Regions from separate parts of the Homo sapiens genome. Here region 1 is linked to region 2. The links are chromatin loops, found by intact Hi-C in ENCODE. Cell type or tissue: heart left ventricle. All regions are shown on one strand. Links, peaks and the distances in the headings refer to the core of each region. The heading gives the core; the rest is flanking DNA.

The links. Hi-C counts contacts between places; a loop is a spot of excess contacts. Peaks named below come from ENCODE experiments on the same cell type or tissue, not always from the same donor. Only the 100,000 strongest peaks of a DNase experiment are listed, where the experiment ranks them.
Region 1: it touches region 2 in a loop (2.6-fold over the local background); 2 of 110 quality-filtered maps call a loop at or near these places.

What each region holds. Positions count from the first base shown.
Region 1 is chr9:123,496,343-123,511,780 of GRCh38, reverse strand. The region is part of intron 13 of DENND1A (DENN domain containing 1A); the gene reads left to right. Among named protein-coding and RNA genes, the nearest start is that of MIR7150, 18 kb to the right of the region's middle. In heart left ventricle, for the core only: no CTCF peak of the experiment used is centred there; no DNase peak of the experiment used is centred there.
Region 2 is chr9:123,449,138-123,464,575 of GRCh38, reverse strand. DENND1A (DENN domain containing 1A) reads left to right here. Exons shown (of 24, transcript NM_001352964.2): 14 at 6,679-6,783; 15 at 7,141-7,228; 16 at 9,797-9,837; 17 at 12,229-12,300; 18 at 13,827-13,883. Among named protein-coding and RNA genes, the nearest start is that of MIR7150, 29 kb to the left of the region's middle. In heart left ventricle, for the core only: no CTCF peak of the experiment used is centred there; a DNase peak (open chromatin) is centred at 6,775.

The DNA of each region.
Region 1 (15,438 bases), core at 4,310-9,309, 47 kb before region 2:
ATTCAGTAGCTGTTGTTGGCTTGGCACTCTGTGGTTCACAAAGCCTTCTGTAATGCTCACGGCAAACTGGAAGTGGGTGGGGGTGCAAATACTAGCATCAGTCACGTTTTTCAATGGGAGAAACTGAGTAGTGGAAATATGAGATGATTTTTTCTGGCATTCAGAGCTCATAAGTGTCCAGCCCTGAAGCCAGGCCTTGTGCTGCTGCTATGGTGGTCAGTTGATTGCTAACTTCACCATCCTCAGCCAACAGTGACCGAGCAGCTGCTGTCCTCAGCCCTGTGCTGGGGATGAGACAGGGATTCTGAGTTAAATCGGACATGCTTCTTGTTCCCAGCACAGTCTAGTCCCGTGCAACAGGCAACTGCACTGTGCACTGTGGCAGCAGGTGCTTCCTGAGCACTGACTCTGTGCCTGACATGGCACCTAGCACCCCCGCTGTGTTAGCCCTCAGATCCTCACCATAGCCTAGGCTCAGGACAGTGAAGTAGCTTCCCCAAAGCCACCCTTCTGATGCCAGAGCCAGGACTGGAGCCCAAGTTCGAAGGCCTCAGACATCTGAGCCCTTAACTGAAGAGTTACCTGCATAGGACTGTGGAAGCATGGCAGAAGTCCCTACCCAGAGAGGGACTCTGGGAAGTCTTCCTAGGAGTGGGGATATCTGGGGCCTTGAGGGATGCATGGAGGTTTGGGAATCAGAAGAAGGAGGGGAATGTAGCTGGCCTCTGCACAGCCTGCTTCTGGGCCTGTTCTGAGGTCACAGTGTTTTCCTAAGCAACATTTTGCATCTGAGAATCCCAAGACTGGAAGGATTGTGTGGCCTTATTGCCTATTCCATGCTCGAGTCTCCCCTACAACATCCTCCCATGAGGCTTTCCAGCTTCTCTTGCATACCTCTGGTGCCAGGGAACTTACTTCCTTCTGAAGCAACCTTTCCATCTTTGAAATGCTCCTGTTTTTAGGAATGTTTTCTTATTTTAGTGTAAAGCATCCCCTTTCTGCTCCTCCACCTTCTGTGTTAAGAAAGCCTCAAGGCCACATCTCCTATCCTTGGAAGCAGTGGGTACCTTTGGCTGAACTGTGAGCAGGAACTGAGGCTTCTGCATTTCTAGTTGCAGAGAGTGACATGGCAGGGGATGGCCTGTGGTATGGAGTCTAAAAGGCCTGGGTCACATCTCACTCTACCACCTGTGCTGTGTGCCCCCATACAGGTCACTTTCCTCCTCCAAACTTCCTCACCTGTAGAATGGGAACACCAGTCCCTTCTCTGCCCATCTCATGTGGCTGCTATTCACAAAAAATGGCAGGTGCATACATGCTGCTTAAAATGGAAAGTGCCACACAAATGTTTCCCCTCTGTATCCTGTTGTGATGGGACACAGTTGGGGATGTGTCCTTGTGTGCTCACACTGATCATTCTATTGTGTATTTCCCTTTATCAGATGAGTTCATATGACCGCATAACATGTATAAAGATGTAATCAACAGGTTCAACCCACTTGCCTAGACACCCACTCTGGGTCCAGCTCTGGGGTAATACAAGGAGCACAAGGATCAATAAGAGGTCATCTCTGCCTTTGAGGAACTCCACGGTGGTGAGAGATGAGGAGGAGGTTGTGTAGCGACTGTGTTTTCCTGGGCTACAGCAGAGAAGTGGGAAGGCGCGACTCACAGGGCAGGCCGCACTGCTGGGGCCATGGCGGGCAGTGCAGTCATAGGACATTACTCTGTATTTTTGAGCCAAGTCTTTGAAGGGGACAGCTTTCTCGTCCAGGAGAGGAATGACAAGGCATGAGGAGGCAGAGATGTCTTGTCGACACCTTACAGGTAGGTTCATCTGAGGTAGGCAACTTCTCAGAAATAAGGAGAAGGAGATAGAGGCATTGGAGATGACCCTGGTCATAGAATCCAATGAGTCAGTCAGTGGAGATTTCCTTGCCTGAGGTCAAGAATGCAGCAGGCCAAAGGGTGGGGGAAAGAAGTGTTCAGGATTGGAGTGTGGAGTTTGAGAAACATGTGGGTCCTCCAAGTGTAAGCATCCAGCATACAATGGATAGAACAGGTCTTGCAGTTCAGGAGGAAAGTCTGGCCTGGAGCTGGAGAATTGGAAAGCTCTCATCTCATGTTCAGGCTCTTCTATAATTTGAGGGGCTTGCTTGGTGCCACCCAAGAGTAGTAAAGGACTGAAAATGCAAGTGACCTTTCTTGCATGTTCACTGGGGATGTGCCATCCATCTGTGACCCAGAGAGAAGGCTCAAAAACGAGGCCATAAAGGAAGATGGTGCAAGAGCACCTCTCCTGTGTAAGACGCTATGCTACGTGACCCCTAATGCTCCCAGCAGCCCTTCCCAGTATTTCTCCTCGCTCTTTACAGAACCTGAGGTTCAGACAGGCTTAGTCAGCTAGCAAGTGGCAATTTAGAAGACAGACCTGTCTGACTCTCCAACTCCATGTACTGTCCAGGAAAGCCAGGTGTCCCATCTCGTGCTTTCTGTTGGTGAGAACGTCTTCTGCGAAGTCTTGTTTGCCTCGCTTCTTTTCCCTCAGAGCCAAAATTTGTCCACAGTACATTCAGTATCCATGAGCCATCTTAATTTTGCAGCTGCTCTGTGTGTACGGGCTTGTGTTTGAGTGTGAGGATGATCATGTGAGCCATCCCCTACTCACCTTTAAGACAGTGCCCCTAGTATATCAGATCAAGCAGAGGCACAGGGCCTCTTCCTCTCTCTTTCTTTCCTTCTTCGTTTCATGTTCCATTCCTTCACGGTGCCTTCTAGAGGCTGATTTTGTATGGTGACGTACATGTGCATTTTGTAAGTCATAATTTTATTTTGTATTTAAATAAACTGTGTGCACACAGAGTGTGAGATATTTGGAGGACACAGCCGGGGGTACTCTGCTCTGAATTCCTCTGGCTTCAGTGTTCTTTTCAAGTTTGAAAATGTGTTAGGAAAAAGACAACATTATGATAATTGGGAATTCAGTATATCTGTCTTTTCCCTCTATTCTTTTATACTTTTTTTTAGATACAATTAACACTTCACACTTCACCTGATCTCTCCTCAGTTACCTTTGACACTTCCTTGATATTTATTTAGATGTTCATGCCACGTTCACTTTGAACTCTGTGGTTAAGAGAATAACTTTTAAAACAAGCATTTTTCCTCACTGAAGATGTGCAATTAGCGAATTACACACATGTGGATGTCCACTTGTCTTTTTTTATTTGTCAAAAGATCATGGCACAATTACAAGAAAATTGTAAAGAAAAGTGATTATCATCAAATCAAAATACCTGCTGTGAAGTTGCAGAAACAGCTCATTTTATTACAGTTTCTAGAACAGCACATTTCACAGAAGATGGGAAAATGCTTAGAGATATCTTCATGGGTGTCGTCTTAGAATTTACGAACCATGAATAATGCATTTAATTTAAAATGGCTGTATTTTCTGTAAGCATGTATGAATGCAAATGGCAAAGACACAGTGGAATTTGACTCTGTCCTATCAGGTCCGGACAATATGATCCCGTTGTCATCACCAAAAACGAAAGTTAAAAATGTGCTTTTTGCCAAAACTTTTGCTACTTTTCCAGTTTCATTTTAGGAGCCTTGTCTTGTATAACACTGGCTCTGGACTTACTAAGTCTAGCTGAGGCGGTGTTTCTTGATGAGTCCCATCTCTCTTTGCCTGTGTTATCTGGGAGCTGTCAGATAATGTCACCATTAACCCATCGCCGATGTGCTTGAAAAAGAATACTGAAACTCTAGATGGATTTTGATGCTAGAACTTGAAAGATAAAAAGCAAGTTGTTTTCTGAGTCAATGCATTTTAAGAGGAACTGAATAAAGTCAAAGCTTCACAGTAGCAATGGAAACTGTCTTTTAACTCTCTGAACACTAGTAATTTTAAGACAAAAAATATTTATTTATTTATTTATTTATTTATTTATTTTGAGATAGGTTCTCACTCCCATTGCCCAGGCTGCAGTGCAGTGGCCTGATCATGGCTCACTACAGCCTCAGCCCCCCAAGTAGCTGAGGGCTGCAGGAGTCTGCAACCACGCCTGGCTAATTTTCTTTTTTTTTTTTTTTAAGAGATGAGGGTCCCGCTATGTTGCCCAGACTGGTCTCAAACTCCTGGGTTTAAGCGAGCTGCCCCCCTCGGCCTCCCAAAGTGCTGGGATTACAGGCGTGAGCCACTGTGCCCAGCAAAAAGTAATTCTTATGTTAAAATTTTCTGCTTTAGTCTACTTGGGAGGGAGAACTTGTAATCTCACATATCTGGAAGGGCTCTCAGCCTAGAACCTTGCACATAACTGCCTAATGAATGAGTTGGTCTGCTAATTATAACTATTGTTAGCCTCAGTGATTATAAAGATGCAAACTTTAAAATTCAGATCATTTACTACATCAGATGACTTAGGTCATCCTTTTGTATATAATAAGATCTATTTAGAATTCCTTTTTGGCCAGAAGTTCTAGATCTCATAAGAAAAACAGTAGTGGTTACAACAACCTTGTTCCTCTTAGCACAGTTACCCGTGTAAAAATATTATGTTTCTTTTCTTTCTTTCTTTCTTTGTCTTTTTGAGACGGAGTCTCACTCTGTCGCCCAGGCTGGAGTGCAATGGTACAATCTTAGCTCACTGCAACCCCCATCTCCCAGGTTCAAGCTATTCTCGTGCCTCAGCCTCCCAAGTAGCTGGGATTACAGGCACGTGCCACCATGCCCAGCTAATTTTTGTATTGTTTTTAGTAGAGACTGAGTTTCACCATGTTGGCCAGGCTGGTCTCAAACTCCTGACCTCAAGTTATCTGCCTGCCTCAGCATCCCAAAGTGCTGTGATTATAGGCGTTAAGCCACTGTGCCCAGCCTTTTTTTGAAAGAGCATAAGGAAATTTTGAGCCATCTCTGGGTTCTGAAGCTTGAATATGTGTTTATTCTGTTTGCCCTCAAAGCAACATCTTTTGGTGGGAAGAACCCTGGACTGAAGACAAACCTGGGTTCAACCCCACTCCTGTGACTTTCTGGCTATGTGACCCTGTACAGGTAATTTAATCTCTCTGAGCCTATTTCCTCGTTTGTGAAACAGTCATAATTACCCTAATCTCTGTAAGTTGTTATGAGGATAAATGTGGATACACTTATTAATAATCATCATAGTAATAATTCTTTTTTTTTTTTTTTTTTTTTTTTGAGACAGAGTCTCACTCTGTCACCAGGCTGGAGTGCAATGGCACGATCTCGGCTCACTGCAACCTCCGCCTCCCTGGTTCAATTGATTTTCCTGCCTCAGCCTCCCAAGTAGCTGGGACTACAGGTGCACGCCACCATGCCCAGCTAATGTTTGTATTTTTAGTAGAGACAAGGTTTCACCATGTTGCCCAGGATGGTCTCGATCTCTTGACCTAGTGATCCGCCCACTTCGGCCACCCAAAGTTCTGGGATTACAGGCGTGAGCCACTGCCTGGCCAATAATTCTTAAATAGTGCTTACTCCGTGCGGGGCACTAATTAAAGCACTTTATACATATTACTCATTTAATCCTCACAACCACCCTGTGAGGTAAATAATATTATTTTTTCTGTTGTGCAGATGAAAAAACTAAAGCACAGAAAAGTTAATTGATTTGCCCAAGGTAACACAGCTAGGAAGCATTAAGGTCAGAATTGTAATGCAAAATGTCTAGCTCCAAAGTCCTTGCTCTTAATCACCATACTGTGTGGGCTCTCGGAGGTGTTTGGTGAATGCTTATCATTTCTGGAAACTTTCGGCTCAGGCGCATGAAGGGGGCACACTCACTCACGTTGAGGAGCAGCGGCACAGAGGATGGCATTGCTAGCCTGCTCCTCTTGATCACAGGGCACTTGTCTAAGGGAGGCCACGTTGTTGAAGAGAAGAAATAGCATCTCTGACCCAAGGCCATCCGAGAGCCTCGTGTCGCTGGGGGACCTTTAAATATTCTATTTCTAAATTTCAAAGCTAGTTTGGGCTATATTTACAGCATTTAACATATGAAAAATCATTGGGAAAGTGGGCTTTTAAGTGGAACGGTTGTGTAATGGAATATTTCACGTTCCGGTTCAGCCATAAAGCTCAGGGCTGATAAACAAAGCATCTGAAGCCAAATGGCTCCTCATCTGACCCCAATTAAAATAAAGATTTCATTCCATTCTGTCCTGACAGAGAGGAACATATTGTTGCCTTTAAGGGAGTTTGGTTTAGTTAATGAAATAATTTTATTTCATTTTTCCCCCCAAATACAATATCTAATTAAATAAGATTCAATTTGTTAGGACTTCTGGTAGGGATATGTTAACTCTTTTAAAGCTATGTTGCCTACATGCCTCAAAATGTGGAGGGTGCTTGTGAATCCCACTTCGCAATCCATTGTTTAAAGAAGAAATAAGCCCAAGTCACTTTAAAGACAAACATTATCTTCTCCAAGGTATATCTGTTTACATCTCCACTATAGCAACCTGTGTATGTAAGTAAGTAGCATGGATTCTGTACAAAATATCACATATTTACATAAAGCCCCATTTCCTAGAAGCATTTGTACTTGTACATATTGTAATTTACCAATCACCATAGATCTGTCCATATAGAATATCTCACGCAGGGAGTTGTAGCTGCTAAAATATGTTAGGTAACATAAGTTGGGTATTGATGCCAAATTATCACGGAGTTCCTTCAGAGTTATCTTGCAGAAATATGTGACTGTCTAAAGACTTCATTATTTAACATTAAGAGTGAACACCAGCAAAACTCTTCTTTTACAAGGGGGGTGGGTTCTTGTGTCATGCTGTCGCCGCTTTCTTGTAGTCTTTTCTGTATGTGCTGTGGTTCATCGTGACTGTTGGGTCCATAATTACCAAGCAGAACATGTTGGTGTCATTATGGAGAAGTTCTCTTCAGCTTAGCTAGGCATGGGGAGGCATTTGGATTGTGAGGCCCTGATTGGTCACCTCCATGCCCCTGAAGAACTGCCTTGGTAGTCCACAGAGCTGTAGGGAACTGCTGGCCTGGGCATCAGGAGTGCCGGCCCTGCCTGAGCGCCTCTCTTCTCTGGGCTTCAGTTTCTTCGTCTTTAAAATGACAGCACGGGGTCAGCAGGTCTCCAAAGACCCATGGCTCTGCCTCCCTCAGATTCTGTATTCAGTAGAGCAGAAAGTACATGATGTTCTGAAATCCACTAAGAATTTGTAGTCAGATGCTAAGGATTTATATTCTGAGAAATGAAAAATTTTTTAACTGTATAAAACCTAAGACATTTAAATCAGACTTAAAAACACTCTGTCATTTTCCAGTGGCTCCTTCTGATGTTCTGTGAGCATTTGGTCAATGTTATAAGCATGCATCCCGTGCAGGCCTAGTGTCAGGTATACAAAGACAAACCATTCATGGTCCTGCCTTCCAGGAGCTTACCTCCCAGTGGGGGTGAAAAGAGAGTCAAGAAGTCATCCCTTGTTAAAGTACAACAGGGTAGGGTAGGTGAGATGAGGTGAGGGGCAGGTGTCCCAGAGGAGGGGATATTTTGGCGGGACCTCGAAGGGCGAGTGCAGTTTCACCAGATGGCGAAGGGCAACTCATTCCAGGCTGAAATGCTCAAGAATAGACGGCACAGCCTACTGGGGCAAAATGATCATTTCTGTGTGCTTGCAGCATGGAAGTGGGCTGAGAAAGAAGCAAAGAGAACGATAAAACCAGAAAGGAAGGCTTGTGAAAAACCTCAGAATCATAGAAGTTCCTTTCAAAGGAGTATGGCCAATGTTTTTCAAACTGGTAGAAATGGGTATTCTTTGAATAAAAAGAGCCAAGACCCTGGGAGTACAGATGACTCAGTTCCCCTGTCAGAAGCACACAGGGAACGATAAAGACCCGACAGGACCCTCAGCCATTGCCCAGACTGAACTTGGCTTAACCCAGTGTGTCTCAGACTCATTGACCATCAAGCCCTCCTGAGGCAGAAGACCTGTTGGTGATGGGGAGATGCACTGGAGCTCTAGTCATTAGAAACACAGAATCCAATCAGCATTTTAGAAAGACTATGCTGGCCTACAGGGGTGGGAAAAGGGAAGGGAGGATGTCATAGTATCAGAAAGTATCAGGCATTAGACAGCTAGTTGCACTTGAAGTTTTTCAGGGTACATTTCAAGGAGAATCTCCTCTGAATGTAATCTATACCTTCTCAATGCTGATATGTGAGTTTTACGTGAGTCCGATGAGCTCAAGACTGGCCAGATGCTGCTATTTAAAGTCATCTGCCTGGCAGCCTTTCAAGAGCTCATAGATAACATTGGTGGCTGTTACAGAAATGGGCTGAGTGTTAAGAGGTTGCAGGCAGAAGATGAAGACTGATGTTAAAGATTTCCATGGCTCTTTGAAGCCATTTGTTGAGGGCATACCAGTGCCAGGGGCTGTGCGAAGTACTCTTAAATACACTCCCAGCTATTCCTTGAAACCATCTAAAAAGATATTGCTGTTGTTCCACTTTGATGAATAAGGAGACAGAGGCATAAAGAGAGTAGTTGACTATGCCAAGGTCACATGGCTGATATTCAGGTCTCAAATCCATCTGACTAACTCCTAAGTCCATCATCTTAACACTGCGCTTCTGTAGATAGCATGCCGTAGATAACCTCCATCTCAAAGCACTGACCACCTGCCAGGTATTATGTGAAGCACCTGACATAATGATATTTAATGTACTCTCCCCAAAAAGCCTAAGAGGTGAGTGGTATTATCCCTGCTAAATCAATGAGCAAACTAAGGCTTCATCATAGCAGCCATGGTCACGGCTAGATCTTGCAAAGCTGGGAACTGAGCTTCAGTCTGTCTGCTCACTACTCCCCCTAAATAATTTTTAGAAAGTTATTCATGTTGCTCAGAAATGTTTCTCTGTAGCCATGTTAGAAAGTTAGTGGGCTCAAAATAGATCAAGACCTAAATTTAAGACCTAAAACTATGAAAACCTGTGGAAGAAAACATTGGGCAAAAGCTTCACGACACTGGTTTTAGCAATGGCTTCTTGGCTATGACACCAAAGGCACAGGCTACGAAAGAAAAACTAGACAAATTGGACTTCATGAAAACTTAAAAATTTTGTCTATCAAAAAGACAATGTCAACAGCTTAAAAAGGTAACCCACAGAATGGGTGAAAATGTTTTTAAAGCATATATCTAGTAAGGGATTAACATCCAGACTATATAGAGAATTCCTAAAACTCAACAACAGAAGAACAAACAACTGATTCAAACATAGGCAAAAGACCTGACTCGATATTTCTCCAAAGAAAATGTACAAATGGCCAATAAGCATATGTTCATCACTAATCATTCAGGAAATCAAATCAGAATGACAATGAGATACCACCTCACACCCATTAAGATGGCTACTGTTAAAAAAGCAGAAAATAACAAGTGTTAAAAAGGACTCAGAAATTAGAACCTGTATTAGGGTTCTCTAGAGGGACAGAACTAACAGGACATACATATGTAGATATAGATGTAGATATAGATATAGATATATGGAGCCTGTATTATAGTCAGGGTTCTCTAGAGGGACAGAACTAACAGGAGATAGAGATATGGAGCCTGTATTAGTCAGGGTTCTCTAGAGGGACAGAACTAACAGGAGATATATATGTAGATATAGATATATAGATATGGAGCCTGTATTATAGTCAGGGTTCTCTAAAGGGACAGAACTAATAGGAGATAGAGATAGAGATATGGAGCCTGTATTAGGGTTATCTAGAGGGACAGAACCAATAGGAGAGATATATATATATAAAGGGGAGTTTATTAAGTATTAACTTACACTATCACAAGGTCCCACGATAGGCTGTTTGCAAGCTGAGGAGCAAGGAGAGCCAGTCTGAGTCCCAAAACTGAAGAACTTGGAGTCTGATCTTCAAGGCTAGGAAACAATCTAGCACGAGAGAAAGATGTAGGCTGGGAGGCTAGGCCCATCTCTCCTTTTCACGTTTTCCTGCCTGCTTTATATTCACTGGCAGCTGATTAGATGGTGCCCACCAGATTAAGGGTGGATCTGCCTTCCCCAGCCCACTGACTCAAATGTTAATGGTTTTTGACAACACCCTCACAGACACACCCAGGATCAATACTTTGCATCTTTCAATTCAATCAAGTTGACACTCAGTATTAACCGTCACAGAACCTTTGGGTACTGTTGATGGGAATGTAAAATTGTATGGCTGCTGTGGAAAACAGTATGATGGTTCCTCAAAAAACTAAAAATACAGTCGCCATATGATCCTGCAGTTTCACTACTGAATATATACCCAAAGGAATTGAAAGCAAGGAGGGTCTCAAAGAGATATCTGTATACCCATGTTATATTTGGTACCCATGTTCAGAGCAGCACTATTCACAATAGCTAAAATGTGGAAGCAACCCAGGTGTCCATCCACAGATGAGTGGATAACAAAATGTGGTATATACAAATAATGGAATATTACACAGCCTTAAAAAGAGAGGAAATTCTGACACATGCTACACCATGGATGAACCTGGAGGACATTATGCTACATACATTTAGCCAGTCACAGAAGAACGAATAGTATATGATTCTACTTGTACGAGGAACGTAGTCAAAATCATAGAGACAGACAGTGGACAGGTGGTTGCCAGGTGCTGGGAGGAGAGGGAAATGGGGAGTTATTATTTCAGGCCTACAGAATTTCAGTTTTACAAGATGAAAAGAGTTCTGGAGATAGATGGTGATAATGGTTACACAATAGTATGAATGCATGTAATATCACTGAACTAACCGTACACTTAAAAATAATCGGCAGTAAATTTTATGCTATATGTATCTTAACACAGTTTAAAAATTGGACAAAAAAGAAAGTTAGTAGACATTATTTTTGATGCAGCAACCCTCTAGCACTCTGAGCTAAGTTGAGCCCACTGGTTAGATCCTGCCCTTGATACTGGAGATGAAACACCCAGATTTGAGTATGGTTCTGTCTTTGTGTGACAGCGTTTTTGCATTCAATTCATTGTGTGTTACTGAGCTCCTACCCTCATCCTGGCACTGAGCTAGAAACATGAGTGAACAGAACACTGTCTTTGCCCTTCATGCTAAGAGGGAGAGGCGTGCGGAGAACTCTCAGTGCAGGTGTTAAGTGCAAATAGAAGCCTGTTCAAGTGACCCAGAAGGGGGAGAGATTAACTCCATTTGAGAGAGCAGGATAGGCTTCACAGGTGTTATGTCAACAGTGGGTTTTAAGGGATGAGTAGGAGTTCATAGACCAGACAGTGAAGGGGGGAAATGCCTGACAAGTTCATTTTTCTTTCTTGGACTGAATATTGAAGATTCACTTCAGAACAATAGCAGAACACATTGACAGCTTGAAATCGGTACCCTTGTTGCCTCAGTTTCCTTTTAAGAAAAATCTAATTCCACCCTATCTGCCAAGCTGATGTGATTGGAATCCTGAGACGTGGTGGCCTATGAAGGGCTTTTGTATCTGTCTTCTCTGAATGACATTTACAAGTGTTTGTTCATTTTGAGACAAAGATCATGGCATATCCAGGTGGCCTGCTTCATTTAAAATAGTTCAAACGATGGAACCTGGGAAAAAATAAGTGACTTTTAGACTTTTCTTAACTTTTATTTTAGGTTGAGGGGTACATGTGAAAGTTTGTTGCACAGATCATTTCATCACCTAGGTATTAAGGCCAGTACTCACTAGTTATCTTTAGATAGTAATTAAACCCCTATGTAGACTGGCCCAAAGGGGTATAGGGCTTTCCTTTGCCCAGTGTGAAGGGAGCCCATGCTTCCTTGCTCATCGATTCATTCGGCAGTGGCAGGATGCTCGCTCTGTGCTGGGTGCCAAGCGTACAGAGAGGAGAGGACCAGATCCTGCTTGCCAGGTGCGCATAGACAGGTAGAGGAGTCAGGAGCGTTTGCTGTGAGCCGGAAGAGCTGTGGGAGCAGCCAGCTCAGCCAGCAGAGAGGTTGCTCGGCAGCACTTCCCTGAAAGATGCCTGAGCTGAGCCTTGAAGGATGAATTTCCAACATCAACACCACTGTCATAACCATCTGCCGTAAGCAGGAGAAGATGGTGGTGAAGTGTGTGGGTTTGGCGGTAAATTGCAGGCTCCAACTGCCAGCCCTTAGTGTCCTTGGTAAGTTTTTAATATCTTTGTGCTTTGTCTCGTCATACAAAATGGGAATTGTAATCATCTCTACCTCTTGGGGTTGTTGTGAGGGTTGAGTTAATATATATAAAGTGATGAGAGCGCTGCCTGGTGCTCAGCAAGGGCTGGGGGAAAAGTAAGCAATACTGCCGTGTACCATATGCCATTTGCTAAGTACATTAGCTCCTCCCCACAACCCTTTATGATATTCTGGTCTTTTTCCTATAATTCAGATGAGGAAATCAAGTATTGAGAGAATGGCTAAGTGAGGCCGAGCGTGCTGGCTCACGCCTGTAATCCCAGCACTTTGGGAGGCCGAGGCGGGTGGATCGCCTGAGGTCAGGAGTTCAAGACCAGTCTGGCCAACGTGGTGAAACCCCCTCTCTACTAAAAATACAAAAAGTAGCCAGGCGTGGTGGCGTGTGCCTGTAATCCCAGCTACTCGGGAGGCTGAGGCGGGAGAATAGCTTGAACCTGGGAGGTGGAGCTTGCAGTGAGCCAAGATCACGACACTGCACTCCAGTCTGGGCAACAGAGTGAAACTCAGTCTCAAACAAAAAAGAAAAGATTTTTTTAAAAAGGCGGGGCACAGTGGCTCATGCCTGTAATCCCAGCACTTTAGGAGGCCAAGGTGGGCAGATCACTTGAGGTCAGGAGTTCAAGACCAGCCTGGCCAACATGGTGAAACCCTGTCTCTACTAAAAATACAAAAACTAGCCAGGCATGGGGGTGTGTGCCTGTAATCCCAGCTACTGGAGAGGCTGAGGTGGGAGAATCACTTTAACCCAGGAAGTGGAGATTGCAATGAGCCGAGATCACGCCACTGTACTCCAGCTTGGGAGACAGAGCGAGACTTTGTCTCAAGAAAAAAAAAAAAGAGAGAGAGAGACTGGTTAAGTGATTTGCCCAAAATTGCATCTAATAAGGGACTACACTTGCCCATTGGACCCCAAAGCCCTGGCCCCCATCTTTACTGTGCCCCTTCTTCCAAGCTCCCAGATATTTTGAATAGTGTTTGGCTTTAATGGTAGTTGAAACTCTTTTCATAAGAAAAAAATTGTTGACCTTTGGTAAGACATGGTACAGAGTAAAAGAATGGGCTTAGAGATAAGAGAGACCTGGATTGAAATCCCAGCTCTGATCTTGACCAGCGCTCTGCTGATGTTGGACAAGCTCAGCTGTTGACCAGCACGCTGGTGATCTTGGACAAGCTCTGCTGTTGACCAGCACGCTGGTGATCTTGGACAAGTTCTGCTCTTTATACAAGTTACTTCCCTGAGCCTCCTCAGTAAGACAGAAATAAGAATTCCTTCCCCACAGGGATGGTCTTAAAGACTAAATGAGAGAATGTGTAGAAAGCTAGTCTGTACCAAGTGCACATAATAGGGACCCTATAAATGTGAAGTGTTCCTCCATTTTTCCCACCCTCCTATGTTGTACAGAACTCTTCTTTATAATTAGAATTCCCCAGTGGCTATTTCACCCAAGGCTTTACATATTTAAGCTATCTCTTAGTTGTCAGCATGGAAATTCTTCTATTACAAGTGTCTTTCTGACATGAGCCCTAAAATTGCGCATATCTTTCTTCATCCCTGTGCATCTCCACACACATTCTTAAGGCTCCTTGCACAGTAATTACAACCTTTCTCTCTGCTAGCATGGGGTCTGGGTTGATGAAGTAACTGCTCCTTTTGTGGCTTTGCTTATAAAATCAGTGTCCCATTTCCTAAGATTTGAGCCTTACTTGAGGAGTAGAATGATAGATTTTTTCTTTTTTTTTTTTTTTTTTGGATGGAAGAGAGATTGGACTGTGGAAATAAAACTAGAAATAGCCTGTATTTCTATATGGTGAAACAGAAGATAGATGAGGATAGTGCTAACGTAGTTTTTTGGGTTGAAATAATGCTCATAAGGCTCTTCTGTGCTACTGATAGGAGTGTTGAAGTCACTTAGCAGTTTATATCAACAGTCTTAGAAATGGCCAGGCACAGTGACTCATGCCCTTCTATCCCAGCACTTTGGGAAGCTGAGGCAGGAGGATCACTTGAGACCAGGAGTTCGATACCAGCGTGGTCAATATAGTGAGACCCCATCTCTATAAAAATTAAAAAGAAAGATTTAGCTGGACATGGTGTTGTGCATCTGTAGTCCCAGCTACTTGGGGAGCTGAGCTGAGAGGATCCCTTGAGCCCAGGAGTTTGAGGCTACAGCAACTCATGATCATGCCCACTACTCTCCAGCAGCCTGGGTGACAAAGTGGGACCTCATCTCTTAAAAAATAAGTAAATAAAAGAGCCTTACAATTGTTCGTGCTCTGTCAGCTTCAGGAAACGTTTTCTGAGTCACTGCACTGTGCCTGGCCCTGTGTTGGGCAGTCATCCCTAAGTTCTAAATGTGCACACTTGAGTAAAGGAAGTCGGCTGTAGATGCAAACACTTCCAACACCACGTGGTCCGTGCTGCCCTGATGGGGACTGTGGAGCCCCACAGAAGACATCAAACTCAGCCTGGAACAGGGATGCCTGGGTTCATGTTAAAAGTTGTCACTCAAAGGAAATTTGTGTAGGGACCCAGTCACGGAGGTAAGCAGCAGTGGTGTTGTGTGGCTGGAACATACCAGGGGAGATAGGGAGTGGTGGGAACAGACAGGGTCCAGATTTGGGGAAGCCCAGAAATGCACATTCTGGTCCTCAACCCAAAATGACAGTGGGCAGTATGACCAGTGAGTTTGATTTCAGCACTATGTGAGCAGCCCCGTGAAGACAGCTCCCACCAAGGGCACCGGCAGCACACAGGCTGCGGTTTTCCCCCTACGTGTACCAGCGCATCAATAACGGTGTCCCAATAGCAGCTTCTAATTAAATTTTATCACAGTCCTGAATGCACCGCTGACCCACACACTCTTCCAAGTGGGTCCGATTCACAGGATATTTGCGCAGTTCCGCAGATCTGCAGATTTGAAGAGGTATTTATTCTCATTTCTGCCTTCCCAGTCCAGCAGAAGTTCTAATTTGTGGACGGCAGCTTTGGTAATTAACAAAGTGTGTTCTGTGAAGTGAAGCAGGAAAACTCAGGACTGGGGAGTCTCGCTTTGGGTATTTATATGCTTAGTTGTAAATACCAGTGAAATCTTTGAAATGAAGACCTGTCTGTCTTAAAAATAAAAATAAAAACCCTTACCATGCATGTCCTCTTCAAAATCACTTGCCAGAACTGAGTTATTTGAACTCTGACTAGTACTTAATTTTAGCTACTTTTTTG
Region 2 (15,438 bases), core at 3,775-8,774:
CAGCTACTGGCAAGCACCATTCTTTCTGTCTCTGTGAGTTTGACTACCCTAGGTACCTCATACAAGTGGAACCATGCAGCGTTGATCTATTTGCGACTGGCTTATTTCACTTCACGTAATGTCTTCAAGATTCCTTTATGTTACAGCATGTATCAGATCTCTTACTTTTTAGGGCTGAATAATATTCCCTTGTGTGTATATGCCACACTTTGTTTATCCGCTCCTCCACAGATGAACCCTTGGGTTGCTTCCATCTTTTGGCTGATGTGAGTAGAGCTGCTATGAACATAATGTTCTGCCATTCTTACATTATCTATATTTTCATCCACTTCTCATCCCTCATTTAGTTATTACTGTTTGTACCAACTCTATTTTATTCGTGTTTGCATTCCCCTAACACAGAGCCTAGACCATAGTAAGTGCTTTAAAAATGTTTGGGTGTGTGGATGGATCTTCCAAAAGTATGTGTTTTCTTAATTTTAATTTGTATTTTATTGTTTTTAAGTTATGGGGTACATGTGCAAGATGTACAGGTTTATTACACAGGTAAACATGTGCCATGGTGGTTTGCTATACCTATCAACCCATCACCTAGGTATGAAGCCCAGCAGGCATCAGCTCTTTTTATTATTATTTGTTTTTTTATTTTTAATTTTTTTTTTTTTTTGAGCTGGAGTCTCGCTCTGTCTCCCAGGCTGGAGTGCAATGGTGTGATCTGGGCTCACTGCAACCTCTGCCTCCCGAGTTCAAGTGATTCTCCTGCCTCAGCCTCCCAAGTATTTGGGATTACAGGCACCTGCCATTATGCCTGGCTAATTTTTGTATTTTTGTAGAGATGGGGTTTCACCATGTTGGCCAGGCTGGTCTTGAACTCCTGACATCAGTTGATCCGCCCACCTCAGCCTCCCAAAGTGCCAGGATTACAGGCGTGAACCACTACTCCTGGCCGACATTAACTCTTTTAAATGTTAAGCAAGGTCCATAAAGAGGTCTGAGATTCTTTCCATTTCTCATAAGAATCTCATAAATGTGCACATAGAATTTTGATAAAAATTAAATCAGTAAAAGAAGAATGTAATACTCTATGGGTCTTCAGAACAAGGAAACTTGCTGAAAAATCTGATGAGAGATTTTATTTTTATGCCAATAAAAATATCAGCAATGCTGTGGATAGAGTCATTTATTTCTGGAAGTATCAAAAACCTTTGAAATCACCAATTTTACCTGTTAACAAGGATTCAACTTATTAATGATAGTGTTTCCGATGGATTCCATATGTCAAGAAGATAATCCAGGAGTAAAACTTGTCTTTTTGTAACAAAGTTCTCGACAGGGTTAAGCAGCTGTGTTTTACTGTCCTTCAGGTCATACTTGGAAAACTCTGCTAATGTGATCTAAGCTTGAACACTCACGGCCTGAATTCCCTGAATTAACACTGCTATCAGCCAGTAGCCCCAGCACCTAGAATGTCACCTAAGAAGACAAAGGGCTTAATCAGCCTCGTAGAACTAAATCAGCACTTCAGGGGAGAATAATGAGACACCTTGCCTTACTCTTCTCCATGCACAATGGAGTGGGGGCCGCCATTTTTACTTGCAGGACGCAGGTGGACGAGCTGGTGGGAGTGGCTTGGCACCTCACCTTGGGCCTGTGGCAGAAAGAGCCTTGACAGCGGTTTGTTTACTCCCAGGAGCTGTTTGTCACTGAAGGGCTGGTGCTTTGTGTGCAGGAGAACCTAAAGGGTTCCAATTTTATTTTTTTTGTTGTTTTTATTTTTTGAGATGGAGTTTCACTCTTGTTGCCCAGGCTGGAGTGCAATGGTGTGATCTTGGCTGACTGCAACCTCCGCCTCCCGGGTTCAAGTGATTCTCCTGCCTCAGCCTCCCAAGTAGCTGGGGTTACAGGCGTGCGCCAACACGCCCAGCTAATTTTTGTATTTTTAGTAGAGACAGGGTTTCACCATGTTGATCAAGCTGGTCTCGAACTCCTGACCACAGGTGATCCGCCCACCTCAGCCTCCCAAATTGCTGAGATTACAGACGTGAGCCACCGTGCCTGGCCAGGGTTCCAATTTTAAAGAGAACTCTCCTGTCCAGGGAGGTCTCAGGGCAAGCATTTAGGACTGAGGCTGCAGGGAGAAGCCAGGCCTGCAGTAGACCACATGCATGCTGCACACCTGGGTTTGGGAAGCCACCAGCTGTTAACCCTGACTCTGCAATGTCTGAATCCTGTCACCTGGGCAGATGTCTTTACCTCAGTTATTCCTCTGTAAAATTTGAGTGTAATTTCGACTTCATGAAAGTTTCCAGAATGTTAAAAAGAGTTGTGAAGTGCGTAGCACTGTGCCTCACAGAGAGTTAAACTATGATTATTGCCTTTGTCTTACAAGGTGAGTTGCTCCAGGGAAAAGAGCCCTCTGTGCCTGGTGCCATTCAGACCTTTATGCATGGTTCTGGGTGACAACGTCACTGCCTTGCAGCAGGATTAAGATAGAAGAGTTGGGCCCTGAACAGACAGGATTTGCTCACCTAAGTCCTATTCACCCTTCCAGGCGCAGCCGAAGTGTCCACTTATCATGTTTTCTGACCTGCCGCCCTGGAGAATTTGCCGTTTCCTCTTTGGACTCCTGTGGACACTTTACCCCCCACCCCACCCCACCCTGGTAACACTACACCATGTGATAGACTTTCTTCCCATGTCTAATTCACACATCTGATGCTGTTCTTTAAGCTCTTTTCAGAAAAAGCCCCTTGTCACATTTCCCCTGACTCTTTCCCTTCCATGCCCATGTCCTGTTGCATTTTTAGGGCGCAGACATCTTGTCCGGGGGATATCACCTCCCGTGAGCACACAACAGGCCCAAAATGTTTATGTCTCCCCAAAGGCGAGATTCTTTCTGCTCTCCTGCAGCTAAATTCTGCCTCAGACTACCTCATCTACGAATCTGGTTGCAAACTCTCTTGAATGTATCGGGCCCTCAGCAGACTTCTTCCTGGCAACCCTGAGCCAAAGCTCCAGGAGTGACTGCCAGCCACTTCAGTGAGCATTTCCTTGGAGCAGCTCAACTCCCTGTGCATGGGTGCCACTTGCCTGGCATCGAGCTCTGAGACCTCTTTACCATCAGGCCAAACAGTGTCAGAGACACACTGAGACCACACAAGGCTCCTGTGGCTGGAAGCAGGGTTCAACTCATTTCGTGGTTCTTTAACCAGCATCCCTGAGCTTCTGATTAGGGGCTGGGCTCTTCCTGGGGCGTACAGAGATGAGTTCAGCCTCTGGCCCCTTGAGCTCCTGGTGAGAGGGGATACCAGTGAAGACTATCCCAGCACCCAGGAGTGCACACGGCACTGGGATGAGTGACTGCCACTCAGAGGCCTGCATGTGTCAGGAGGACAGTCCAGGCAGAAGGAATAGAACTGGCAAAAGCAATGAAGAAGGTGAGGAAGGAAGGATGTGGTGTGTGATCATGGGATGCGTTTGGAGCATGAGGTATGTGGAAGAGCAGAGGCAAAGTGACACAGAAGGACTCTAGGAAAGGAAGCCAGGGTCAGCTTTGGGAGGGTGCGTTTGCTGGTTAAGGAGCTCTCCCTTTCCTCACCCCTATTGGGCCCTTGTGTGTGCCACATATGTTGCCAGGTGCACAATGTTGAACAAAACAGACACCATTCCGGCCTGCGTGAAGCATATAGTCTAGTGGGAAAAAGAGACATTAGTCAAATAATCGCACAAAGGTAACATCTATGCAGAGTTCCTGAGTAGGATAGTGATGTGGTCTAATTTGCATTTTAGAAAGCACTCTAGCCAGAAGAGCTGGAGTAGAAGAGGGACGAAACAGGAGAGGAGTGTGGAGTTAAACCTCCACCGTGGTTTAAGCCTGTCCAGGCCTACGCCAAGGTAGGCGTAGATGGAGAGCCGGGGGTGAGCGTGAGACAATTCACAGGTAAAATAGGAAGGAGTTAGAAAGTCTGATAGGTCCACTGTGGGTAACTGTGGATAATGACAGTTAAGAAAAAAATAGATTTGGGGCGCAGTCTTGATGGGATAGTAATTGGAAGTTTCAGGCTATTTTGAGTTTGAGACGCCAGCAGGCCATCAGGTGGAGGTTGAGATGGATGGGTATAGAGCTTCGGAAAGGTGTCTGAGCTGCCAGGATTTGTCAGGAGTCATCAGTGGATGAGTGATGCTGTGTGCATGGATGAGATCACCTGGAGAGAGAATTAATTGCCCTGCTCTGGTCCCAAGAGTGAGAACAAAACTTCCAAGCCACAGGAATGGAATTCTAGCTGAGCTTGTGTTAGTTATCACTAGCTGGTTTCTCAGCTGTTGAGCAAGGAAGATGTAAACCCATGCCAAAGTAATAAATGGCACATAAAGCTATTTTTCCCAAGGAACTAGTGTGGGGTTTTTTTCTCGTACACAAAATAAAGTTTGCATTGTTTTCCTTCTTGCTCCAGCAGCCAGGAAGCTCAGAGCTAATTTTGTAACTTAACTTAGATGCCACATAGGACATACATACCCAGCTACTTTTTTCCCAAACAAATACTTTTTATATATCTATGTATTTGGCAGCCCTGATGTTTTTCTTTGTTGTTTTAGATGCTCATATAAGCTGCCTCAGATCCTTTGTAAAATTAGGTAGGGTGTAACTGTATAAAAATAAATATTCTCCTTACCCTAATATTTTTGGGTCATCCTCACAGCCCTTGTGCAATAAGTCTGCCCAGCTTCTGAGTTAATATTGGCTAGATTTAAGCAGGAAGAACTCTTAGAACTTACGGAAGCTCGACAGTAAATTTAACACTCATGCAACTCATTAAAATAGTATAAAAGTGGAGCTTCAAACATCTCTGTGTTTGCTACCAGGGCTGGGGGGTGGGGTGTTACCCTTAATTCAGCTCAAGATCTGAAAGTCTGATCTTTCAGAATTGAGAATACACCGCTGAAATTAAAGACTTGTCTGTGTAGATAAGCACTCCAAACATGTTCAAAGAAAAAGTGAGGTGTTAGCTCTATACGGATAGGATTTTTTTTTTTTTAACTCAGGGTATCGTCTTCTTGACTCATAAAACATGGTTTGGTAAAAGCAAACTTGCTTATCAAACAGCATAAGCATAAAATCGATTGGATAGTATATTTTATTTTTGATCATCCCCGTTCTTTAATTATTTTAAAATTTCAGTTTGCTATTGTTTAAGGTCACTGTGTAAATGGTTTTCAAAGTATGTCCCACAGCCAGTGGCCTAGGGACTGCAAAGATGCCTGGGATGTTGGGGGATGAGGAGGTGGCCAAGCCTGGAGAACCCAGCCAGCACCCCTGCTCTACCCCCAGGTCCTCCAGAGCAGCTGATCTCTGCATTATGGAACTCAGGTAACAGGGTTCCTTCTGTATAAAATCTTATTTTTTTCTGAGATGGAGTCTCACTCTGTTGCCCAGGCTGGAGTGCAATGGCGCCATCTCAGTTCACTGCAACCTCTGCCTCCCAGGTTCAAGCAATTCTCTCCTCAGCCTCCCAAGTAGCTGGGCTTACAGGCACCTGCCAACACACTTGGCTCAGCTCATTTTTGGGTTTTTGTTTTTTTGTTTTGTTTTTTTGTTTGTTTGTTTGTTTGTTTTGAGACGGAGTTTTGCTCTTATTGCCTAGGCTGGAGTGCAGTGGCATGATCTTGGCTCACCGCAACCTCTGCCTCCAGGTTCAAGCGATTCTCCTGCCTCAGCTTTCCTAAGTAACTGGGATTACAGACATGCACCACCACACCCGGCTAATTTTGTATTTTCAGTAGAGACGGGGTTTCTGCAGGTTGGTCAGCCTGGTCTTATACTCCCAACCTCAGGTGATCCACCTGCCTTGGCCTCCCAAAATGCTGGGATTACAGGCATGAGCCACCGCGCCTGGCCTAGCAGGGCTGCTTCTGCATAAAATCCTATCTGAATAAAGGGTTCCGCTGCTAAAAGTGAAAAAAGTGAAAAGTTTAGAAATCTTCACATTGGAGGGCATGTCTCCCTAAATAGCCCTTGGGGTACGGAAGGGGATGTGGGGTGTAGAATCTGACTGTTGGTTCCTGCTCTGCCTTCTACCCTCTCTGTGACTTTGCGGGATGACTCTTCCTCTCTGAAACAGCTTCCTCATCCATAAAAGAAAATGAATTTCTTGATAATAGCTACTTCACTATTAGCTAGTTAGAAATAGTTAGATATTTCTATTATTAGATAATAGATAGTTAGAAATAGTTAGCTATTTCTAACTATCAGAGGGTTAGAAAAGTTAGCAGATGGGGGCCAGGCACGGTGGCTCACACCTGTAATCCCAGCACTTTGGAAGGCCAAGATGGGTGGATCACTTGAGTTCAGGAGTTCGAGACCAGCCTGACCAACATGGTGAAACCTCATCTCTACTAAAACTACAAAAATTAGCCACTTGTGGTGGGGGGCAGCTGTAATCCCAGCTACCCGGGAGGCTGAGGCAGGAGAATCGCTTGAACTCGGGAGGCAGAGGTTGCACTGAGCCAAGATGGCACCACTGTACTCCAGCCTGGGTGACAGAGTGAGACTCCATCTCAAAAAAAAAAAAAAGGAAAAGAAAAAAAATAGCAGATGGAGAAACTCTGCAAATAGGAATTTCAAAACTGATGGCTCTTGCTCCGTGCCACTGACCCACCTCTCCCCTCTGCACTTCCCAGGAGGAGCCGATCACTTTCTGTGAGGAAGCCTTCGTGTCCCACTACCGCTCCGGAGCCATGAGGCAGTTCCTGCAGAACGCCACACAGCTGCAGCTCTTCAAGCAGGTGCCTCCCTCCCTGGTCTGGCCTGGGTCTGGCTCCCTGGCGGGGATTTCTGCAGCTGTCTCCACTCTAAGTACTGAGGCCGCAGGCATGGATGGGACTCAGGCCCCAGGCAAAAGAGGCTCAGGGGAGGGGGATTGGATGAAGAGAGCAGTCACTGACCAGACAGACCCTTTGCAAATCTGCCGTGTGGTTTTCCAAGTTATCATAAATATGCAGCCGGTATTTTAGAAAGAAACTTGCCTGTTGAACCTTACTTTTTGAAAACTCCTACCTTGGATACAGTAAGGTGCCCAGCTGAATGGTTTTTCCCCCTTTTCTTTGTACGAGCTGTTGTGCTTTTGTTCCTTCTTTCTATAGTTTATTGATGGTCGATTAGATCTTCTCAATTCCGGCGAAGGTTTCAGTGATGTTTTTGAAGAGGAAATCAACATGGGCGAGTACGCTGGTGAGAAGCAACTCATTTTCCTTCCGGGGCTGCAGGCTGCTATCATTTAGGGCATATTTGACAAGGAGTGGCAGTGACTTGCTTTTCCTTTATTGGGGCTTAGGAAGAGACTGCTTTCAAGCTTGGCCTTGAAATGTTTGAAGAATTCCTCTTTGTTTTCTGACAAAATGCACCCTGGCCCATATGAAGTCGCCCAGCCTAGGATCAGTTGCTTCCCCTGTGTAGACAAAGTCTAGTTAAAGTAGTAGCCAGCGTGGTCCACTGGGAAGCACATGCAGTATTCAGTTAGGAGGCCTGGATTCAAGTTAGGACTCTGCCTCCTCACAAGCTGCAAGACCCTGGTTGAGTCATTTCCCCTTCTGTAGCTAAAGTTCCTATCCATGTCCTGAGAGTACGTACCGTGTCCCACCTCACAGGATTCCTGTTGAGATTAAATCAGAGTACATGAGGAAAGGTTTGTGCAGTCATCCAGGACAGTTCCTGGCATGGGGACTGTGTGCAGTAAGTTTTTTTTGTTGTTATTGTTGTTGTTTTTGAGACAGAGTCTTGTTCTGTTGTCCAGGCTGGGGTGCAGTGGCACGATCTCGGCTCACTGCTGCAACCTCTGCCTCTCAGGTTCAAGTGATTCTCCCACCTCAGACTCCTGAGTAGCTGGGATTACAGGCACGTGTCACCACGCCCAGCTAATTTTTGTATTTTAGTAGAGACAGGGTTTCGCCATGTTGGTCAGGCTGGTCTCAAACTCCTGACCTCAGGTGATCCACCTGCCTCAGCCTCTCAAAGTGCTGGGATTACAGGTGTGTGAGCCACCATACCCAGCCCTGTTTCTTTAAAATATGACAAATTATTGTTGAGTGCCTGGTCCCTGCAGATCTGAAGAACTGAAGGTCTTGTCTTCTCATTTTTCAGAGGAGGCATCTAAGGCCCAGAGAGGTGTTGGTGGCTGAGTCTACCTCCTGAATCCCAGTCTGACCTTCTTTCCAAATCCCATCGCCTCAGTCTTTGGCAGCGAAGGCAAAACCAGATGCAAAATAATACCCATGCTGCTGGCCCCCTTTTATTGCTGGGTGTGTGCCCATGCTGCTGGCCCCCTTTTATTGCTGGGTGTGTGTCTATTCTGGACTACTGTGATAATCCAATTGGCAGTTTGTAAGCTCACAGAGCAAGGCACAGTATACACCTATAAACATTGCAGGCCCTCCCAGCCTGTGCTGCATGGAGAGCACAGTTAAGAAAATCACCATGAAGTCTACAAACAGCAATAGCCAGTCACTGATAAGCATTTCCTGAACACCTGCTAGGTCCAGAGCCCCATAGAGTAAAAAGCGGAGGACCCAGTTCTGCCCTCAAGGAGTGTTAGGTAGGAGAGAGAAATGCATGACTAAAGACAATCAGAAATTAAACCAATTCAGGAAAAGGAGTAGAAACGCATTTCGCTGCGGTTAGACTAGGGCTGTGTTAATCCTCGCTGTGTAATGTGAGGGCTTGACAAAGGAGGCTGGGCTGGAGTTGTGTTCTAACGGTTGCATGTGAGTTCCAGGAAGAAAGGCTTTAGGTGTTGTTAAACTGAGCTCACTTATTCAGTAGGTTAAGACCCACCATTTAAAATGAACAGAGTTTACCAACAGCACATCCATTTTCTTTCTGTCTCACTCTCCGAGGGTTCAATGTGTGTCCAGCAGGGTCCTTTCAATGGGACACACAGCCCTGGGGGTTCCTGTTCTGGTGCCCCTCACAGTACTTCCCAGAGTACGGATGTCTCAGTGGCTGTTACCTATTCCCGAGGGCTGTTCAGAGGAAGGAGAAGCCTCCAGAGGACATCACATCTGAGCTGTCAAGTTTACTAAGCAGAGAGAGTAGGGCGTGGTGACTAGGCAAGGGAGCGGCATTTGCAAGGGCCTGCAGGCCTGCGAGGATGCTGGTTTATGGACCCCGTGGTCCCTTAAGTAGTTCCCCGTGGTGGGACATAAGGTGGTGCAGCATCACAGCAGCACAGGATGGAGAGGCCGTGAGGCGCGACTGGAGGAGAGTGGCACGGCTGCCTCGGAGCCTGACCTCCAGCCAGCAGGCAGTGAGGTGGCTGCTGAGTTTGCAGTCAGGGTACTGCATGATCAGCTCTGTTTGAGAAGGAAACCCTCTGGCAGTGACTCGCTGCCGCCTCCTTTAAGAACAGGACATGGGACCCTCCACCGGGTTCTCCAAGTCCTGAATGCTGAAAGCAATTTCGGCCAAGCGTGGTGGCTCACGACTGTAATCCCAGCACTTTGGGAGGCCAAGGCGGGTGGATCACTTGAGGTCAGGAGTTCGAGACCAGCCTGGCCAACATGGTGAAACCCCGTCTCTAGTAAAAATACAAAAATTAGCCAGGTGTGGTGGCGGGCACCTGTAATCCGGGAGACTGAGGCAGGAGAATTGCTTGAACCCAGGAGCTGAGATCGCACCACTGCACTCCAGTCTGGGAGACAGCGTGAGACTCCATCTCAAAAAAAAAAAAAAAAGCAATTTTAAGGACTCCCAAGGACAAATCACCTCTTTAAGTGACAGCTTCTCTGAATTCTCTTTCCCCAGGCAGTGACAAACTGTACCATCAGTGGCTCTCCACTGTCCGGGTAAGCATGCACCCAATTCAGAGCCCCCTGGACTCCCTCCTTAGCTTCCTGGCAGCCTTCCGCTTCCCTGTGCTTCCCCTTCCATCCTGGAGCACTCCATTCTCTCTGCTGGAGATGCCTTTGTTTGTAAAGCCAGGCTCTTCTCATGCCAGATGGAGACTAGAAGGGTGGGATTGTCCAAAGCCATCACTTGGTGGGGGCTGAAAAAGGCATGAGAGGCTTCCTCCTCTGCAGGAAACCAGCCAAGGAGAGCTGAATGGAATGTTGCTGTCTTAGAGCATTCGGGGGGTTCTCCTTCTAGGGCCAGAGCAATTGTCATGATCATGGGCAAACCAAAAATTGCTGCTGTGTAACCTCTTTCACAGCAAAGCTCCTGGGAAGATGGGGAACACATCACTGGGAGGTTGACTGTTGTTGTGAGGTGTCTTGATGTGTCAGGAGCCAGGGGCATAGGGCTTCCAACGTCTCTAAAGAATTCGAAATCTTGCCTTTCCCTTCCATCAGTTTATAATTGAGGTGTCCTGAAGGCCTACTGTGTGCCAGGCACCCTGCTGGGTACTGGGGATGCAGCAGGGAGCAGGGTACAGGCCCTGCCCTGGGGGAGCTCCCTGTCTTGCTGGGGAGGCGGGCACGAAGCAGGCAACTCCAGCATCAAGTGATAAGTGTTCCCTCCTGCTAATGCGTCAGTGCACTGCTGCCAGGCGAGTCCCTTGGAAGTGGCTGCAGTTGGCGGAGAGTAAGCAATTCCTTCATGAAAGACTTCCTTTGTTCCTCTTGTATGGCCAAACACAGCACTTGGCAAATCAGAGAGGAGTAATAAGGACTTGTTGATTGATTGATAAAGGGAGTTTCAATACTCCAAAGGACCATTTAAATGGGATACTGAGTAATTTTGGAAAGCAGTATGGAATAAATGAGTGGGTGAAAATTTCCCATTGTCCTACAACATAGAATGCTTTCTAGGTCAAATTGTAATGTTTTTAATTAAAGCTCAAAATTTCTAATGTGGGCAGTTACCAAAAATTGTGCTAAAAGTTAAGACCGATAATTACATTACTGTATCTTATTCTCTTAGGTACCCACTGGTTCCAGCCTCTCTCCATACGAATCAGTTTTTTTAAACCACCACAGACCTGATTCTGTGATGAATTTGATTAAAAACGCTCTGTAGTGTAGACCCCTTAGCCTGGCATTCCGGGCCCTTCACGAGCTGGCCCCATCTGGCCTCCCAGCCTCAGTTAATGCTTCTCTGATGATACACTCATGGGAGTGTGTCATGGCGCAGTACAGCAGCCACTTGTTACAGCATACGCCATGGCTTTTCAGCTTCTGCACTTTCTTTTTTGTGCTATTTCCTGTCCCTAGAATGTTCTCCTCCCGTCTCCTACATCAACTCCTATTTATCCTTCATGGACCAGGTCCAGTGTTTCATCCTCCAAGGCCTTCCCTGATCTTCCAAGTCTCCACGCTCCCTGTGCACACAGCCATTACAGCCGTCATCACACGCTGTTGTAATTATTTACTGTGCTGTCCTGCCTCTCCAGCTGGAGGTTTTGGAAGGCAGAGATCAGGCCTCCCTTGGCCTGGTGTCTTCAGAACCCTCACGACGTGTCTGCAGGGATGAGACTGAGAAATGGATTCACGGACAGCTATGAAAACGTGCCCTGTGCACTTCAGGTCCCTCCACTGCCTCTTTTAGGAGCGGGAAGGCCTTCCCTCCTCCTTCCTCCCACTTTTGCTCCTAAAGAAAGTGAGCGAGAAATTGCTGTGTTGGATTTAACTAAAGCCATGGTGAACATTTGTGGCTATTCATTCTTTCCTTTTTTCAAGATTTAGATGTTAAGGAAGGCAGCCTACCAGAGAGATTTAAAAAAACACCACAGAAAACCAAGGAAAGAAAAGGAAGTTGCACGGTGAGGGCAATGTATTTCCCAACGATCCTGGCTGATCAGGGCCCCACTTTCTGCCCCGGCTTGGTGTCAGCTATGGAGTCCACGGTTATTAAACTTACCTGAGTGTCATCCGTGGTAACTAGAATATCTTGAAAAGCCACAGATGCCCATAGGGAAGCCCTTGCCTTAGGCAGCCTGTGATGCAGTTCCCTCCAGCCAGGGAACAGGTGCCAAGCAGAGCACTGAGTCTAGAGTCTCCTTCCATCAATTCACACTCCTCATCCCCAGTCCATACACACCCACCCACAGCTCCCACCGAGAGTCCTTCTGTCATGACCATAACTGACTGGCAGGGACCAGTTATCATCCAGGCCTATTTCTCGATGTGCATTTACATACCTTTGAAATGTTGCTTAACTCGATTGAAGAGAAGCAGTCTTTGTTGGTGTTGGATGACTCTGTCTTCAGCCCAAATTGCTAATTGACATTTTTATTATAGAAAGGAAGTGGAGCAATTCTGAATACTGTAAAGACCAAAGCAAATCCGGCCATGAAGACTGTCTACAAGTTCGTAAGTACTGGTCTTGCTGTCAGGAGCCAAAACAGATCAGTCCCTTAGCATGATGAGACTCTTTATTTATTTACTTACTTTTGAAACTGGGTCTTGCTCTGTTGCCCAGGCTGGAGTGCAGTGGTGCAATCACAGCTCACTGAGGCCTTGACCTCCAGGGCTCAAGCAATCCTCCCACCTCAGCCTCCCCAGTAGCTAGGACTACAGGTGTGCACCACCACGCCTGGCTTTTTTTTTTTTTTGGAGAGACAGGTCTCAGTATGTTACCCAGGCTGGTCTTGAACTCCTGGGCTCAAGCAATCCTCCTGCCTCGGCCTCCCAAAGTGCTGGGATTACCAGCATGAGCTGCTGCACCCAGCCAAGCGATGAGACTCTTAAGTATACCTTGTCCTCTATTGCAGAGATGACTCAGGCTGCTGAGCTCTTTCCTGAAGGTCTCAATGTTCTTCAAATTATTTAGCAGATTATTATAACTGGTTCAGTGACATTTTTAATTTATAGTGTTGGTGCTCACATTTGCCACAGTAGAGAAATGGGAGGCTACTGGTTTTAGCTTTTAAAATGTAGACTAGGTGGCTGCACCCTGCCTCTGTTTCTGAGACCCGGAAGCATGGTCTATCTGGTGTCTGGCAAAGCCTTCCTGCAGGAATCCCCATTATTGGGTCAAAATAAAGCAGCTCCTTTGCAGTTTCCTGAAGCGTGTTCGTGGTGGCATACACCACTTAATTTTTGTCCCAAATTCTTCATCATCTCTCTGATCACTGCCCTATAGGAAATGCATTATTTGTAAGACTCGTGTCCACAGCGGAGTGAAAATAGGAGAGCACATCTGTTCCCGGTGCTTCATCTTTCACAAGCATCAAGTATTTTTTCTTGTGACTTCTCTTGCTTGCTAATTTGACCGTGAGCCACTGAAGCGGGGTGGTTTTATTTTATTTCCATTTTTAATTTTGTTAGTCCTCTCTGTGCTTAAGCTGTAGTTATTTTAGCAGGATGGGTGGCTGCCAGCAGAACCACACAGGTCTAAAATGACCTGAAATCAAAGCCAGGGTGTCTGCCAAAATGAGATTTAGGAAATGGCACTGTAGAAACCCAGCAATGTGTCTGTTCCGGCCATTCAGCCTGGGCAGAAAATTGGTCCTGGGGCCCTGCCCTGGTGAAATAGAATGGATATTCTGAATCTTCCAGCCAGAAATACGGCTGCCGTACTCTTACTGGTAGCTGTCACCAGGCTGCTGAGATAAATAATTATAGAGAGCAGAAGAAGGGCTTTGGAACGGAAAGAAAAAAAAAATCTGTGCCATCAAAATGCAGAAAATAAAATCTCTGCAGCCTCTTTAAGGGTTTTTTTTTAACCTTTTACCGTTGTATTTGTTTTCATAGCCATTATGTTTTCGACTTGATGATCCCATTTTTCCTTCCTTTTTCTAGTAATCAGAGAAGGTGATTCTCGATGGACTGAAATCAAGCATAGTCCCTGCTGGAAACAGAAAGGGAATCTTAACTTAAATTAATTTTTCATGCAGGCAAAAGATCATGCAAAAATGGGAATAAAAGAGGTGAAAAACCGCTTGAAGCAAAAGGTACTTGAAGTTCTTATTCAAAATGTATAAGCACCATGTATGAAATGCATGGCCACAAAAAAGTATGAGGGGATCAATAGAGGGCTGTTTGATACAGTGTTGTTAACACACTTCAAAATGCATTACCAGCTGTCCGGGAGTTTTCACACTGTTATAAATATTCACAGACAAAAAACTGTCTTCAAATAACATTAAGACTCTGGCTTAAACCCACAAAGGCAAGCAAGTTCAGAGTTGCCACTGTCGGGCTGTCCCTTGCCCACCCCACCAGGCCTGAGTTCACAGGCGTCTGTAGAAATTGGCTTGGTGTTCCCATCTGGCACCTGCCCACCCGCTATGGCTGACCTCTGCCCCAGGGCCGGTTGTAACCAAAACCAAGGAGCATCTCTAGGGAATGATTGCCATGGTCCAGCATGCACGTGGCCACCGCCCAGACACAGCATAGGGGGTGGGGCTGAGCAGAATGCCGTGGGCTTACCTCGCCCTGGGGGACCAAGTGAGCAGAACCCAGTGGGCGCTGTTGAGACTCTGAGTGGGGAGGGGAGGGCTCTGATTGTCTTCACCAGCCGTCAGTAAAAGTGGGATATCATCCCAGCTATGTCCTGGCTAAGATTCCCCCAGCCTGAATCTCCCTTTTTTTTTTTTTTTTCTTTTTTTATCTGACTTCTTTTGTATTTTATTTTATTTTAATTTTTTTATTGCCATAGCCTTTGGGGGAAACAGGTGGTATTTGGATACATGAGTAAGTTCTTTAGCTGTGATTTGTGAGATTTTGGTGCACCCATCACCTGAGCAGCGTACACTGAACCCAATTTGTAGTCTTTTATCCCTCACCCCCTTCCCAGCCTTTCCCCGAGTCCGCAAAGTCTATTGTCTCATTCTTATGCCTTTGCATCCTCATAGCTTGGTTCCCACTTGTGAGTGATAACATACAATGTTTGGTTTTCCATTCCTGAGTTATTTCACTTAGAATAAGAGTCTCCAATCCCATCCAGGCTGCTGCAAGTGCCATTGATTCATTCCTTTTTATGCCCCCAGATTGAATTTCTGGACTTAGACAGTGAGGTTACTGTAAGAGGGAGGGCTTTTTTATATTATTATGAATGCCATCATCATAATTACATCATAATTATTGTTGCCACCTTTTTTTTTTTTTTTTGAGACGGAGTCTCACTGTGTTGCCATGCTGGAGTGCAATGGCGCGATCTCGGCTCACTGCAACCTCCACCTCCCGGGTTCAAGTGATTCTCCTGCCTCAGCCTCCCAAGTAGCTGGGACTACAGGCACGTGCTACCACATCTGGCTAATTTTTGTATTTTTATTAGAGACGGGGTTTCGCCATGTTGGCCAGGATGGTCTCGATCTCCTGACCTCGTGATCCGCCTGCCTTGGCCTCCCAAAATGCTGGGATTACAGGTGTGAGCCACCGCGTCTGGCCTGTTGCCACCCTTCTTTAAGCTCCTCTTAAGGGTGGGCCAGACTAGGAGCTTTCACACTTAATCCTCAGAACAGCCCTGTGGAGTATTGTTCCCATTTCATGAGTAAACAGACCACA